2 separate regions of the Homo sapiens genome follow, and region 2 is linked to region 1. The links are chromatin contacts, found by Hi-C or POLR2A ChIA-PET in ENCODE. All regions are on one chromosome and are shown on one strand. Each heading gives the region's core, a stretch centred on a gene start or an enhancer-like site at or near the end of the contact. The rest is flanking DNA. Distances are from core to core; before and after follow the strand shown. Region 1 holds the start of MIR31HG (MIR31 host gene). Region 2 has its middle 210 kb from the start of DMRTA1.

What was found. Hi-C counts contacts between places; a loop is a spot of excess contacts on that map. ChIA-PET counts read pairs that join two places held with the same protein, here RNA polymerase II (POLR2A). Pooled maps may share reads with other maps.
Region 2: a loop to region 1 is called in a map of MCF 10A, with 16 times the contacts of the local background. The contact joins the enhancer-like site here to the promoter of MIR31HG in region 1. A Hi-C loop is called at or near these places in 1 of 168 maps with a recorded cell type or tissue (MCF 10A) and 1 of 50 pooled maps. POLR2A ChIA-PET finds 5 or more read pairs at or near these places in 3 of 52 experiments (MCF 10A, PC-3 and T-cell).

The regions. Positions count from the first base shown.
Region 1 is chr9:21,556,518-21,563,998 of GRCh38, forward strand. MIR31HG (MIR31 host gene) reads right to left here and starts at 3,281. Exons shown (of 3, transcript NR_152879.1): 1 at 2,972-3,281. RefSeq lists an enhancer at 2,056-2,842.
Region 2 is chr9:22,235,795-22,243,275 of GRCh38, forward strand. No RefSeq gene overlaps it. Among named protein-coding and RNA genes, the nearest start is that of DMRTA1, 210 kb to the right of the region's middle. Within about 2 kb of position 3,102, at least 6 of the 41 ENCODE cell types and tissues checked have a DNase peak (open chromatin) inside an H3K27ac peak, as active enhancers do; they include PC-3, where a contact is called at or near this core.

The DNA of each region.
Region 1 (7,481 bases), core at 2,031-4,530:
CTAAATTAATGCTGACAGCTTGGAAGCTGGTATTTAGACAAAATAGAGTAAGCTGTGTATTCGATAAAGCCATGATTAAGGATTTTCAAATGAGATTTATTTTTTCTGTTGTCTGCTGTATTTTAGTACAACCAATAACTACATCCTGACAAAAAAATTCAATTACATAATAAAGCAGAAACTTCTAGGAAGTCCGAAAGTAAGTTTTGTTCTCAGACTCTTTTTACTCCCCTCCATACTGCAAACCAGCACACATATATACAATCGATTTTTCCCCTTCATCTAGACTCTTACCAAAATTATTTTAATAATTTCCTGGACTGCCTTCTCACATAAGATGTGGATAAAAAAGCCTCAATATCCATAAATACAGCAAGCACTTATATTGTACAAATAAAATAACTGACTTACTTTCTAAACACTTAATTGTATTTAAAAAGATGACATAGTTAAGAAGTCCTCAGTGAAACTACAGTTTATAACACAAAGATCAAATTTCGCTGTTTCTTAGTTAAGATTGACCTACCCTAGATCCAACAAAAGTTGCTGTTTTTTTTCCTCACTTCCATAAAAATTTCTGAATCACTTGGGAGATTATTTCTAAGGAAATAGTTGTGAAACCAAGAAGCTGTTCAAACTTAAGCATCAATTCTTTTGTTAATTCATTTTATGATTAAAAGAACTACCAAAAACATTACTCTCTAAGAATCCTATCATTATATGTATTTTAAAGTGTCTTCAAAAAGCCATTTTATCTTAAAGCTGGATTTCATTCCTCAAATGTTAATAATCTGGGATTGCATCTCTTGCTTTTTTACAGTTAAAATTTGTTTAGAGCCCCCCCGATGTTTATATGCCAAAGCTACCTAGATACACACAATGAAGAAAAACTGTGGCAATTATATGAAAAATATAATGACATCTGTCATTAAATGTCAATGTTTCAAGTAAAACATTTCTTATAAAAACCTGTTACTGAAGAAAAGAACTGTTAAAGTACATGAATTAAAGTATTTTTAATTATCCCAAATACGTACCAACCAAATTTAACTACAGCTTAGTTTTTTAGGCAAACCAAGATGACTATTTTTTTTAATCTGAGAAAAACATGGTATGTAGAAAAATTCTATTTTATTCAGTTCAACACTCTTCACTTGAGGATATGAAATTTATAAGTATGCAATCTCCTTGAAATTGTAAAAATATAATACACAATTTTATACTACCTTCTAATTTTACTTCCTCAAGCATTTGTTGTAGTTTCTAGAATAGCTATCTAGCCATTACACTGTACATAAAAGTGATCCTCCAATTTATTTCCACTTCTAAAAAGATGCTTAAATATAGAATAAAGCATTTCATACCTCCCTTCTCGTTTAAAATTCCAAAAAGGGCCAACAATCCACATTATAGGTTAAACACTTTGTCTCTGTTATACACTTTTCAGAATTTATAAGACTGAAAAATTATAAAATTTCATCCAATGAATAATTCTGTACTTTATTAAAGTCTGGTTTCTCTAAACATTTACCTATCATCTAAGCAATATTAACATGTACAACAAAGTAGTAATATGGTATAAATAGAAAATAAACACTCCAAGCTGATAATTCCATAAGGTCTAATGATTCTATTAAAACAAACACAAATCAAAATTTTCCATTTTAGGGCCCCAAATTCAACTTGAAACATTTTTTATATGATAAGATTAAAGCAGCTGCCCAATTTTCAGGAAGCTCTGTCTCAAGTTAAGGAAAAAAAGAGAAAGGAGGAACTATAGTTCTTTGGGTGACTTAAATCACTGCCTTTTTTACTTTTTTTGCCTTAAAATCAAGATAAAGTTCTCACCTAAAGATTAACCTCTGAAGACAATGAAAAATAACCAGGATTGGACTTTAAAAAACAACTTAAAAGTCAGCCCCCTCATACAAAACTCGACAACAAATAAACCTAGACTTAACTGTCATTTTCAAATCCAATTTTTACCTGAATTGGTAAAAATTTATTTAAAACAAAATGCAAAATACAATATTGTTTCAATTTTGGCCCAGGAGATAAACACTTTAATGCAGAGTTAATAAACTCCAGCGAATAAATAGGATCATTTTCCTAATTTCACTTCAAAGCTGCCAGGATTTCAATAAGGAAGTTCAAAGGCCCGATTCCAGAAACTAGAGGTCCCCGGAAAGTGAGGGGCGTCTGGCCACAGCCTCAGTTCCAAACCAGGTATAGTTCTTGAGCTGTCATTCTTAGTCCTATTACCACTAATACAAGGTCAAAAAAACGGTCCTGTAAGGTGTCAATTAAGGGGTCACTTTTGCCTAAGGTTTCCTTAACTTCTCTCCTAGTGAAGCCGCTCTAAGTGAACATTTCCGCTGTGTTTTTTTTAATGACTGCCATTGTCTCGCTGGAGAATCGGAGGCTCTTTTAGAAGTACTGTTGGAAAATTCAGGATTTTACAAAACATTTTCTCAGCTGTACAGGGCAAAAACAAACTTTAATCCTACTAGCCATGGGTGTAAACCACAAGCCTAATTTCTCTTCTAAGAAGGGAAAGCTTAGTTAAGTTTTAAAGTGACAGTAATTTTAGGTGGTAAAATGAGCTCAACTCAAACATCGCTGTATGAAAGCGCTCTCCGCCAACACGCTCATGGACACACACAACTCCTTCCTCGAGGTTTAGGGACAGAGAGCGAACCTGTGACTTCGGGCCAGGATGACGACCTGAGATTTGGACAAGAGGAGGCGGCGGTTCCGCGAAGAGCCAAGGGCGGCCGGCGCTCCGGGATGCGCCGGACCCCGCGGCGCATCCTCGTTTGGGCGCCAACGGGCGCCGGCGGTCCTCGGACCCGGGTGTCGACTGCCGTGTGCCCACTGCCGTGTGCCCAGGCCCCGAAGCCTCCTCAACTCCTTGAGGGGCGCCTCCCTAGCCAGCTCAGCGCGCAGCGGGACCAAGGCTCTCCCAGCTTACCTGCGGGTCCGAGTAGGAGGACAGAAGCGCCGCCCGGCCTCGCCCAAGCGCACACGAAGGGGCCGCTTCCCGCCCCCCGCACCCCAGACCAGGCGGCTCACGGAACACCGCCTCCCAGCTCTGGCCCGGGACCAGGCGGTCCCCCAGCCGGCTTCGGCGCCGCGGCCGGGGACGCGCGTCTTCCTTCTCCAGGCGCCGGACGTGGAACCTGCGAGCCCCTGGCGGCGCCCCAAGTTATGCACAGGTCGCAGCTGCTCACCAAGCTCCTCCTGGGAGGCCGCCCTGGTCCCCGAGAGGGGCGCGCGGGAGTGGACGTTCCCGCACCTTCGCCCCATCCACACCTGCCGCCGCCGCCGGGGCCGCCAGCGCCGTGGCTCCGCCCCGGCTCCGCCCCTCGCCGCCCCCGGCTCCCGCTCCAGCCGCCGCCGCGACCGCCGCGGAAAGGAGGGGGAGGGAAGAGGCGCCTGGACGGGGCTGCGGGAGCGGCCGTGCTGAGCCTCCTCCCTTGGGCCCGGACGGGACCCAGGTTTCTCCACTGCAACGCAGCTCCCGAGTGACGGAATTTTGTGGGGGAAGCGGCGGCCACTACGCTCGCTTTTGGCACAGTAGCCCTTTGCGGGTGGGAGCTTCTCGCAGTCAGAGCTAAGGGAGAGGGAGTCCACCTGCAAGAGCCAGAGCTCGCCCTTGTACTCTCCGAATGCAAACTTAGCAAATTGAACAGCGGAAGTACTTCCTTGGTCGGACCCCTGCTCTTCTAGGGGTCTTCTAGAAACGTGGCGGCTATCACAGGCCCCGTGGTATAACTGGCATTTGGAAAACGAGGGTGTTTTTCCATCTGGAGTGGCCTCTCTCCTATCCTCAACCCTCCGTGTCCTTCGACGCCTCTCTCAGATGCCATCTCCACCAAGAATTTTTTCCGGGTACCCACCTGCGCCCAGATTTGATTCCGCCCTCTTTGGGACAGCCTGGGTGCTCTGAACCTTTCCACTGCCCCTTCAGGTGTATGAGAGCGCCTTGTGAAATGCATGGGCCATCGTTAGTTATTTTTATTGCAATATGTGGTTTCATATTCAGTACTGTAGTATACAAGCAGAGATATTTATGCTTTCACAACACTTTTCATTTGGGTTTGAATTCCTTAAACATGAAGACTATAGTAAGTTGCCCATCTCTGGAAGTAAATACTGAGGGGTACATGGCAGGGTAATCCGACCCGATGACCTAGCCAGAAGTTCTGGCTGTCCTACTCAACTATGCCCTCCGCAAGCCCAGCATGGTAGCCTTTCACCTGGATTTGAAGGGGAAAATTGTATTTCTCTCTGAATGTAATTACATTTTGGCAAAGGTCAGTCTAGTTACCACCAAAAAATATTCTACGAGTTGAAGGGTGGGGGTGGGAGCGTCAGAGCAAGGTTAATAGTGGTATTTTATTGATTTTGAAGTAAATATAACTCTACGTAGTCATTTGTTCAACCAAAACGAAAAATATTCATCAAATATTCCCTAATAAGTTGGTACTCATTTCCTTAGCCACTTTAAAAAACACAAGTCAAATATAATTGATTATATAAATTGTATTTGCATGAAGATTTGAGTCCAAGGACTATAAGAAAGATTCAAATTTTAAATTTTCTGCATACGATATGGTTAAATAAAATGTTTGTATACTATTTCCTATACCTAAGTGTATGTTTTGAGTTGAGATGTCAGTAGTGTTTAATGGTTAATAGTGTTAAGTAAACGACAGCTAGGAATCACTACAGTTAGCTTAGAACAGGTTGAATTTATGAACTCCCATTTTAAAGAACTGAGAAATCTCAAACCATATGACTGCCTTGACCAAGAAATAAAAAAAATTAAACAGATTCTTAATATTAAAATTTCTGAAAATTTTGAAAAATGAATTTTTAAAATTAACAGTCCTAGTATTTTTAAAAAGCAAATATTTTAGAAATCATGAAAAATGTACCTTAAGATGTAAAAGAGGATAAACCTCAGAGCTAAGGTCTTTTTAAAAATGTAGTTAGTGAAACCTATTCATGGAAAACTCAAAAGCATTCTTTGAAGTGAAAAAAGTACTCTAAATTTATTATGGAAAGTATAGTATCATTGAACTCAAATAGCTATTTTAAACATCGTAATTCTGTGAGTAACAAGAAAAAAAAGCTTTCCTTATATGTGAATCCCACTAGGCAAGACTTTGTCCAAAGTCCAACAGAAAAAAATATTGAATAAACAAGCATAAGCATCTCATTCGTGGAACATATTTTTAAGCTTTTATACAGAAGCCCAAAATAATATTATAGAAAAGATTACACAATTGCATAGCCAAAATTATATATCATAATATTATGAATAGCAAAGAAGCAAAGAAGGAATAATTCACCTCAAATAGCAAATAAACAAAAAGTGTCTTAAGCCCATAGTATCTTTTAGACTTCAACTGAGGCAAGCAAGCTGTTTGGCCCAAGACAAATATACATAATATCACAGTAAACCCAGAGCTAATAGAATACAGCCATAAGAGGCCCACATTGCAAACACACAGGCATCTGTAGCTAAAACTATCAAAGGGGCTTGCCCAGGGTACTTCACATACAACTTTTTGTTCCATCTTACTTCATTATAATGACAGCATCATCTTGAATGTGAGAATTTCCTCCTCAACCTTTACCTGCAAGTAAAAGATGAACCACTACTCATTTTCTAGTTGTACCCTAAAATGAATAAATAAGTCAAAGTTTCTACTGGCATTTAAATTATTTCTAAATATATTACTTACAAAGCTTAATGTATTATTTTAGTGATTAATAATTTCTGTACCATAAAACTTGTTCTGTATTAGTTATCACGTCTTTATACATCCACTGGTAATCAAGGACTTTCAGAAGAGAGTAGAATACAATCTTTATTTTATTTAAAGTTTAAATATATGTATTTAAGATACATATGTGTATGTGTGTGTATACATATGTATGTGTGTGTGTGTATATATATATATATAAATATAAATATAAAATGCACCCACACACATGAAGTACAGGACAAATGGGAACAGAAATGCCAAAACAATCTTTTTCCAAAATAAATATTTATAATAATTATAAAATAAATTATTAACAGAAAGTATACAAAGTGTGCTTTCCATTTCATTTTTAGTTTACTTATTTAGAAATGTTTTTGCATGTAAGCAAACCCAAATTCTGGTGATTATTATTAGTATTGTTTTTGAACAATGAGGTGGTGCAAGAAGCATTGGAAAGAATTTCTTAGCGGTCTCTCTGGCATTTTTTGAAGTTCTAATAAGCTTTTATGTGGAAGTTAGCAGATAATTTCAGTTTAAGTGATTTGACTGATGACATCGACAAATATTTTAATGTCTTCTTTATAGTAGACATGTTATAGAAAAACTTTATATATAAAAAGTTTATATACAGAAAACTTGCTAAAAAGTATTTTATAGTTCTTTACGTAGAAAAACTTGCTAAAAAGACAACACTATAAATATCTATGCAAATGTTATTATCTGTTCAAACTAGATGGTGGGTGTATGAATATCTGGCATCATTTTGAAATGTTTCATAATTAAGAATAAAAGTTGAAATAAGAATATATAACAACGGTAAATGAAATATTGAAATTATTTTAAAAATATTTGTGATTCCCCATTTATCCTTATATAACCTTTAGCACGTTAAAGCATTTAAATGGATTATCTTCCATTTGTAGCCTTTTTTTTTTTTGTAGCTACAATCTCATGCCTGCTACTTTTGAATAATACAGTTCTCACTGTGAAGAGCGAGGTGAGAAGGAAGCATTTTTGGTACATGTAGAAAGGTGAAAATTAATTTTTCTAAAAGAGACAGTGTCATGCTTTTCAAAATAAATATTGTAGGTAAAACAGGAACAAGCTGAAAATATTACGTCATTGTATCTTTATTCCATGCTAAGTTTAGAATGTTATTTTGCCTGGTAGTATTATTTTCTTTAAACGTTTAGTCAAACACACATTTTATTTCACCTAACTTCTGTAAAGTAGAAGTAGGAAAAGAAATATTTAAATTATTGAAAAAACTGAATATGAAAATATGAGCCATATTCTGTTTTATTCCTGGTATGATTTTTTATAAGAACATTTAGAGAAAGCCATAGTTTTCCCTTAAAAATGAAATGACATAGTATTGGATTGTACAGTTGTCTTTAGGTATGCATAAATTTATTGAATGCTAAATCGGTTTCCAGAATTTTTCAACCTTGCCCATTCAGCCCTCATTTTAGGAACCGTCATGAAGCTTGTCTTAATTGAAAATACAGGCAACAACACTAGCTGCTTAAAAAAAAAAATCCCTCATGAGCTGTTAACATACAGAAAGTTAATCTCTGGCTCAGAAATAAGTCTTCCTTATCAATGGCCTTGTTCATCTTTGAATCATCCATATTTTGAAGAATCAAAGGATTTCAGAGGTCTCTATGAGGAAGAGTGGTGGTTCTCAACTCCAACACACTAGGA
Region 2 (7,481 bases), core at 1,852-4,351, 680 kb after region 1:
CTGTGTTATTAGGATATGTTTCTTTTCAAAGGAAAGATGATATATTTATTTAAAGTAATGTCAATCAAAATCTCAATGGACCTCTTTTAGGAGATGTGCCCAAATTATTTTGAAGCTTATCTGGAAAAATAAGTAGAGATAATTCCTGCCTGTCCTCCTGGGGAGATGCAGGACTGGGCTGGGTAAGGAGGCTGTAGATGGCAGTAAGGTAAGTACACAGGCTCGTGGCAGAGGATGGGCCACCACTGGAGTCTTGTAGTCTCTGAGTTTTCAAAGTGGTCCAGGGAAACTTCTGACAACACTTGGGCATTTCCCACTGAGGTGGATGAGTATATTTCAGTCATTCAACAAATACTCTTTAAGCATTAAGCATGATTCTAGGAAGTGGAGATGGAACAGTGAACAAAACAAAGTCCCACCCTGGGACTATTTGTTCTATTGGGACTGGTTCTATTTGGGAAGGAAGACAATAAACTTGAATTTTGTCGACTAATTCTTAATACTTATAAGGGAAACCTAGAGACAGCTATCAAGACCCTAATGTAGTAAACTAGTGCTTTATAAACTGTTGGTCATGAAGGCCTAATTGTTTTACTTTCTAATACAGGCACACAGATATTTTTGAACATATGAAATCTTTTGCTTGGATGATGTGGCAATATTAAAGTTTCTACACACAGTCAATTTTGGTTCTTATCTCATTGCTGACTGCTAATTAACAATTTGTGATTGGTAGGTCCTTGGACTACACTTTAGGTAACACTGAAATAAATAATCTCAGGGACAATCTCAGCAATGGGATATAGTGCTACAGACAAGCTACTTTTGAAAGGGAGTTGGCTCTGGGAATCAATTTTCCTTCATTCTATTGGCACTTCATCATTGCTCTCCTCCATTCATACAAGAGCACTCCAATTTTTAAAAGTTTCAGCCTTTCTACTCTTAAACATTTCAGCCTTTCTCTCTTAAAAATTGGTCTCTATGGCAGCAGAATAAGGGGAACCAGCAGTGGCAAGTTAGTCTTGCAGAAGAGAAGGAGTTCAGACTTCAGACTTGACCATTCTTTGTCAAACCTTGAAGCTCTGCCCACTAGCTCTGTGCTAATGGATGCTTTGGGAAGACTTCATTCCATGGGAAATGGAGTTTACTGGAACAGAATATGGATAATCTTCTAAAAGAAAGAAAGAGACAAAAGCAGGGATGATCACAGAGTGTTTCCTGTCTCTATACACTGAGACATATTGGGAATTTCAGTTTCTGAAGATCCAAGAAATAATAAAAGGCCTAATTTCCCATCTTAATTTCAGGTTCAGTTTTTTCCTAATTCCCAGGTCTCTCAGGCTCTCAGGCATGCACAGGGCCTCGTTCAAGTTATGTCAGAAGAAATCGCTATTCACTTCAAAGAAAGTTCAAACTTCTCTAAGCATTAGTTTTTCTGATCGTAGATATAAATAATTGTCTACACCTTTTACAGCTGTTTAGAGTTTTAGAACTAATGCTTATAGATCCTCTTAGCACAGGTTCAGTGATATTCTAAGTGCTCCCTTAATGTTAGTTTTTACCTTGGAAGGGAAAGTTGGATAGGTGGTTACTTGTTTGTATGTATGGTTTACTTCTATGTCCAGGCTTCCATGTATACATTCAGAAAATACTTCCTTGATTCTTTTTCGCTATTTGTTTTTTACACAAAAACGAAGAGGCACGCTGTTATATGATTATTACTATGGGTTTAGTTAACACACTTTGAATTAGATGTTGTGGACCCCACATTTCTTTTTTTTTAGTGACTTGCACTCAGAGAGTTTGGTTAGAAAGTCACTTTGGTCTTGAGGGAGATAAACAACACATCCCCAAAGGGCAACCTGGAGTTGCCCTTTGATGTGATAGTTGCCCTTTGATGTGATAGTTAACCACATCAGTTAGTGAAGTGAGTGAGGGGAGGGGTAGTTTGATGAGCTAGCTCCCGCAAGGAGACAAGGTATCCCCCCACATTAACCTCATGCTTTGTGTCCCAAATCAGGACAACTTTGACTCATTTCAGTCTTTATTCCTAGGCAGAAGCAAGTCTTAGTCCATGCCAGTTTATCCCTTGATCTGAAAATAGTCTCTGGCTGTCAGACACAACTATGTCTGAAATTAAGATTAAGCCCTATGAGTCTTCAGTGAACAAAATGGAAATAAATGCTGAAAATCCCCCTACCTATCTTGAAAGCATACCCTGGAGTGAGAGGTTGTTTTCTCAATTAAAATTTATCTTTTCAGGTGTTTTGTAGAAGTCTAAAGACTCAGTCAGTGGGCATGAGTCATCTGGCTGTGGTAAGATTAGAAATTCCTAACACATGATATAGGAGGCCAGTGCTCCAGGAGGCAGAGAAAATGAAGGAAAACAGCTTTCTACAGCTCTTACCCCCACAACCCCCATCTCTCTGTAACTTAATTTTTCTTCTCAAGTTTCGAACAAGTACAGATAGAACAACTTGTTTTCTAATCTTTTTCTCTTTTTCTCATTCCTCTTCTTTCTTTATTCTTCTTTTCCCCCCTCTTTTTGTTTCCTTTTCCTGACTCTTGAAAACCATGGCAAGTGCTTATTATTTCAGTTGAATATGTTAAAAATTGTTATCAAGAAGTTGATTTTTTGTGTATAAAAATGGTGAACTAAGATACTGTTAAAAGAGTGGAATAAATGAAGAGGAGAGACAGAAGAACCAAAGATGGGAAAAGGACTGGAAAAGAAAAAGAGACTAAAAGGAAGGTAAGGGGCGAGGAGGAAATGGGCCTCTGAGCCTGTAGAGACCAATGGGGACTACGGAAGTCTGAGTTTATTTAAAAGACTAACTGGGGAACATACTTTGCTAAGTTGTGCTTTTTCACTAGCTAATATCATAACTAAAAAACCAAAGGTATTGCAGCTTCTATTTCAGGAAATCGCAATCCAACTATTCAATTTTTTTTTCAGCTGTTTTGATGTTAAAAGATAGGCCAGAGCACAGGTTTTGTGCATTTGAAATTGCTAAGTAGCTGGCCCCACGGGTTATTCACTCACAGTGCTCTTCAGGTGACTGGTCAGTGTTGGTGAGGATAATGTTTCCATTGCTCCTTCAGTCTCTTTGGCCTGCTTTCCTGAAGGAGAGTAATACAAATCCTAATTAAAATGAAAATGAGAAGTTACTAAAATGCCCTTTCCTTTACAGAACTCTATTTCATTTACAGAGGTCGGATGTTCGTGTTTAACTACCAAATCCCTCTATCTCACTTAGAGCTCAGGAGTCAAATAATCTAGACAAATAAGTCAATGTAGTTCCTAAAAGTGCCGAAGTACTTTTCTGCCATAATTTTTTTTTTTTTTTTTTTTTTACTTTGAGGACATCTAGCGGCGGTTTAGTGGCTGTGTTCTTCAAAGGCAAACTGGAAGAAACTTCAGGACATAGTAGCAATGGCAGAACCTATTTTTCTGAACACCTTCACACTTACAGTGATTTATCTTAAGCCTGAAGACAAAACTGCTGTGGTCCTGGAGGATAAACAGGCTCATTCCAGAATCTGCAGCTAAATCCTCACTTCCTTCTTTCACTGTTATCAGACAAAATTCCCTTGGCCTAATTGTTTTATGGGTAGTTTTTAATGAGCTCGTTGTTTATTGACACAAATAGATCTCCTTTTAAAGACTACAGAATGGCCACAATCATGTCATTTCATCAACTAATTAACAGATATTGATAGCCTGCTTTGGGTGGATATTTTGAGGGTCATACTAAGATAAGACAAAGGTTTACGTGAAAGGGAACTTTTGACCTCTTTATTCTGTTTGGGCTTGAATTTTATTGGGTAGCATCTTCATCGGTGGAAAGAGGGCAGGTCTTTTTCAAATGCTGGTGGTGAAAGACTTCAGTTCTGTCCTCAGAGACGAGGGCCTAATAATCTGAGTTTTCCTTTCCTCATTTGTAAATGAAGGTGATTATACTTAGTTCATAAGGTGGTTGTGATGATGATATGAAACCTGAAGACAACTCACATAGTGTCTAGTATCTGGAAGACACTAAAAAATTTTTAAAACCCCTTGTCTACTCCCCTCACTTCACCCCATGCCTTCGACATGGCCCTTGCTGTAGTGGTCTTCTGGGCAAAAGTGTTCACTGCCTCACCCAGAGCCCTGCAAATGCCACTCTGATCCATCTTCATCTGAGTCTTTGGAGCAAACCACATCTCACAGCTTTGTAATTCTGATCTACTGACTTGCCCTGGATCTTTCATACAAACCTGTTCTATAAGATCAAGGTAAATCACACAAAATAACTTGTTAGGCAGAGTTTCTGATAGTTATGATAAGCAGCATCAAAACTGGCTATTTTAGCAGTAAATTCCCTGATAATCATGGGTTCAAGAAGTGACATGTTCAGCTTGTTGACATGGGAGCTGTTGATATCTATATTTTTCATTTAATGTAAATTTAGACAAGGTGATTTCTAAGATCCTCACTGCATGTAACAAAGTTCAAACATTTTAATTCAGTCTCAAAGAGCCACTCTAGTCTACTCACTTCTTTAGATTTATCTTAGGTCACTGTTGCCTTGCTCATTATATTCCTACCCATTCATTTAAAAAACTCTTTTTGAACTCACTGAGCTCTTTGCTACCTTTTGACACTAGACATAAGTTTTCTTCTTTTTGGACTCCATGTTTTATTCTTCATCTGGCTAATTCCTTCCTATTCATCCTTTGGCATCAGCATAAATATTGCTTTATCAGAGAGATTATTTCTGACCCTAATCTAAATTTGGTCTCTTCCTTTATTCTCTCTCCTTATACTCCTCCTTCCTATTATAATTTCTAAACATGTGTTTGTGATTTTATTTGTTCATTTATTGTCTGTGTCCTCACTAGAAATGTATACTCAATGAGAATAGGGACATATCTGCATTATTTCCAATGTCTAGCAAGGTGCCTGGTTCATGCAGGGCATTCAGTATCAAATGGCTGAAACTCAACCCTTCTAATAAAAAAGTCAATGGCCCTATGACTCATTTCTACACTTTAACACACTCCACATTTCCCTTGACAAAACTTTTGTTTTGCTTAGTAGCCCTCTGGGGAATCCCCTTGCCTCAGATTATTTTTGGTTACTGACGGTTTCAATTCAGCAAATCTTGATTTATAAGAAAGATTTCTTAAAATAATCTTCATTTTTCTCCATTCAAAAAATTATTTTTCTTCTTAAACAGGCAATTCAGTGTAGGTTTTTAACATATCTTTTGTGCAAACTTATAATAGTTCAAATCCCATTGGTACAAATTCCCTCACAACAGATATCTTTGCACAATGAAAAGATTTTTTCAAGCCCTCAGTTTGTGGGCTGAGAACGACTAAAAAGTTGAAGTCTGTTCTCTAGATTCTTGTCAGTGAATAATGTGCAGTTCCATAGACCTTATTCTTGACATGTGACTAAGCCTTACCTACTAGTGAACTATTAAGGAAGGTATTAAGGAGTGCTAAAATGTGGTATTCGTAAGCACCAGAGTATTAATCAAGCTTCATGAGGATTTGAATTTCTCCTTCTTTTACCGTATTAGGCTGGCACAATGTCTTGGCAATTGTAAAACTCCCAGGTAATTGAAATTTCCAGGACTACCTATTTGATAATCATTATAGCATGGTTTTAAAATTGGTTTTGTATATGTGATTAATATTGCTTTTTCAAAATTGGAATTGCTGTTCATTTAGCTTGATTCTTTTCAATTTAACTGGTGAATTGTTTGGTTAACCTTTCCCAGATCCTTCCAGTCAGAAGTAATTTCTCTTATTTCTGAACTCTTATAGTTCTTTGTAATACCATTTTAGTAGCCTTTATCAAAACCTGTCTTTCAGATATTTGGCTATGTCATTCAGCTCCCATTTTTGGACCTCTTCTGCTTTCTGGATTGTCTTTCTCCATTAAAAAAACAATCTAGTTAATTCCTAACTGCTTTACTCTGCAAACCTCTAATTCTCACTTATCCTTTAAGGTTTAGCTTAGGCAACCCACTGGTTGCCTAAGTCTCTCCCACTTCCTCATCCTCATCTTCATTGCACACTTATATTACTCTGTGTATGACTCTGTTGTAACACTTACCATGCTAAACTGTCAATTTATTTCTCCCCACCAGACCATGCTTCTCAAAGTAGCCCACATTTTATTAGCACTCAGTATCATTGCCTTAACACAATACATGTTTAATAAAATTAATATGTTTTATTTCCTCAAGTAGACATGAAGGTCCTTAAGTTTAGAGATTATGTTTTATTCAGTCTTATATTTCATTGTCTACTATAATGTCTTGTATAGTACATGCTTTCAAAACTTTTGTGTAACTCTAAGGGAAAACCCCTACACTCTCCTCTTGTCTCTAAGAAAATGGGGCTATAAATATATCTCTAACTCAAGTTGGTGGGCATCTGCAGATTGCATTTCTATTTAAGAAACTCTAGGTATAGAAGTATCAGTGAGCCCATTTGCCAGGTATCTTCAGAGAATGTTTCTTTTGTAAATTTTAAATCAAAATAGTGACTTGGGCTGTCTCAACAGAAGTGAGAAATGAGAAAATGCAGGTGGTGCACTAGATGAATCTAATTAGATTTAGAATGAGAAACTAGTTTTGAAAGCCCCTGTAGTCATTGCCTGTCTAGTATTTCTTCTATTGTGTGTAGTAGTATCCACAAAACAAAGATATCTTGATGTGTGTTTGGTTGATGTAAGAAAGTATCCTCACATATTGCAAAAAGGAGATTTTGAGCTGATTACATTATAATAACTTTTGTAAATCTTGTTATGTTTTCACATAATCCTTATTATTTATTTCCATGTTTCTTTGTTATTTTTATAGCCCACCTTTGGTGGGATCTGAAATGCTCTTACAATATAAACATACATGTCTATTGAAAAAAGCAATATCCAGAGATTCTTAGGGTCAAACACTAAATTCTTAGTGTAAAAATAATCATTCTCTTGAGTTTTGACCCATTCTATTTTTTCAAAATCTGAGACTTTACTCTCACTTAGTCTGCCTTCTTCAGTCCTTATAGAAAAACCAATTATGGATGTCTATGGGTAGTGAAGATAAGGCTGCAGAAATGAAGTAAGGTGTTCTCAAGGGAAATTGAGACTTTATGAGAAATTTAGAGAAATTTTACACAGGAACAATTTGAACTAACAATTTTTTAAAAGTCAAATATTTCTGGGAGAATTAGGTGTCAAGGTAGGTGTGTGTGTGTGTGTGTGCGTGCATGTACATATGAGTGTGGTTTGGCTGCATTAGAACTCTTCTTTATTTTAATGCCAATTTGCTCAAACGCAAACACACATACATACATGTGCATGTATAGTTTTTATTACCTAGCTGAATTTAGCCAGTTTGAAAGAACGGCTATTTAGGCTGGAGGTCTGGGCGGCAGATGGGAAGGATAATGAGGAAGGCAAGCCTGACTGGGTGGTCCATCATTCTGAGGGC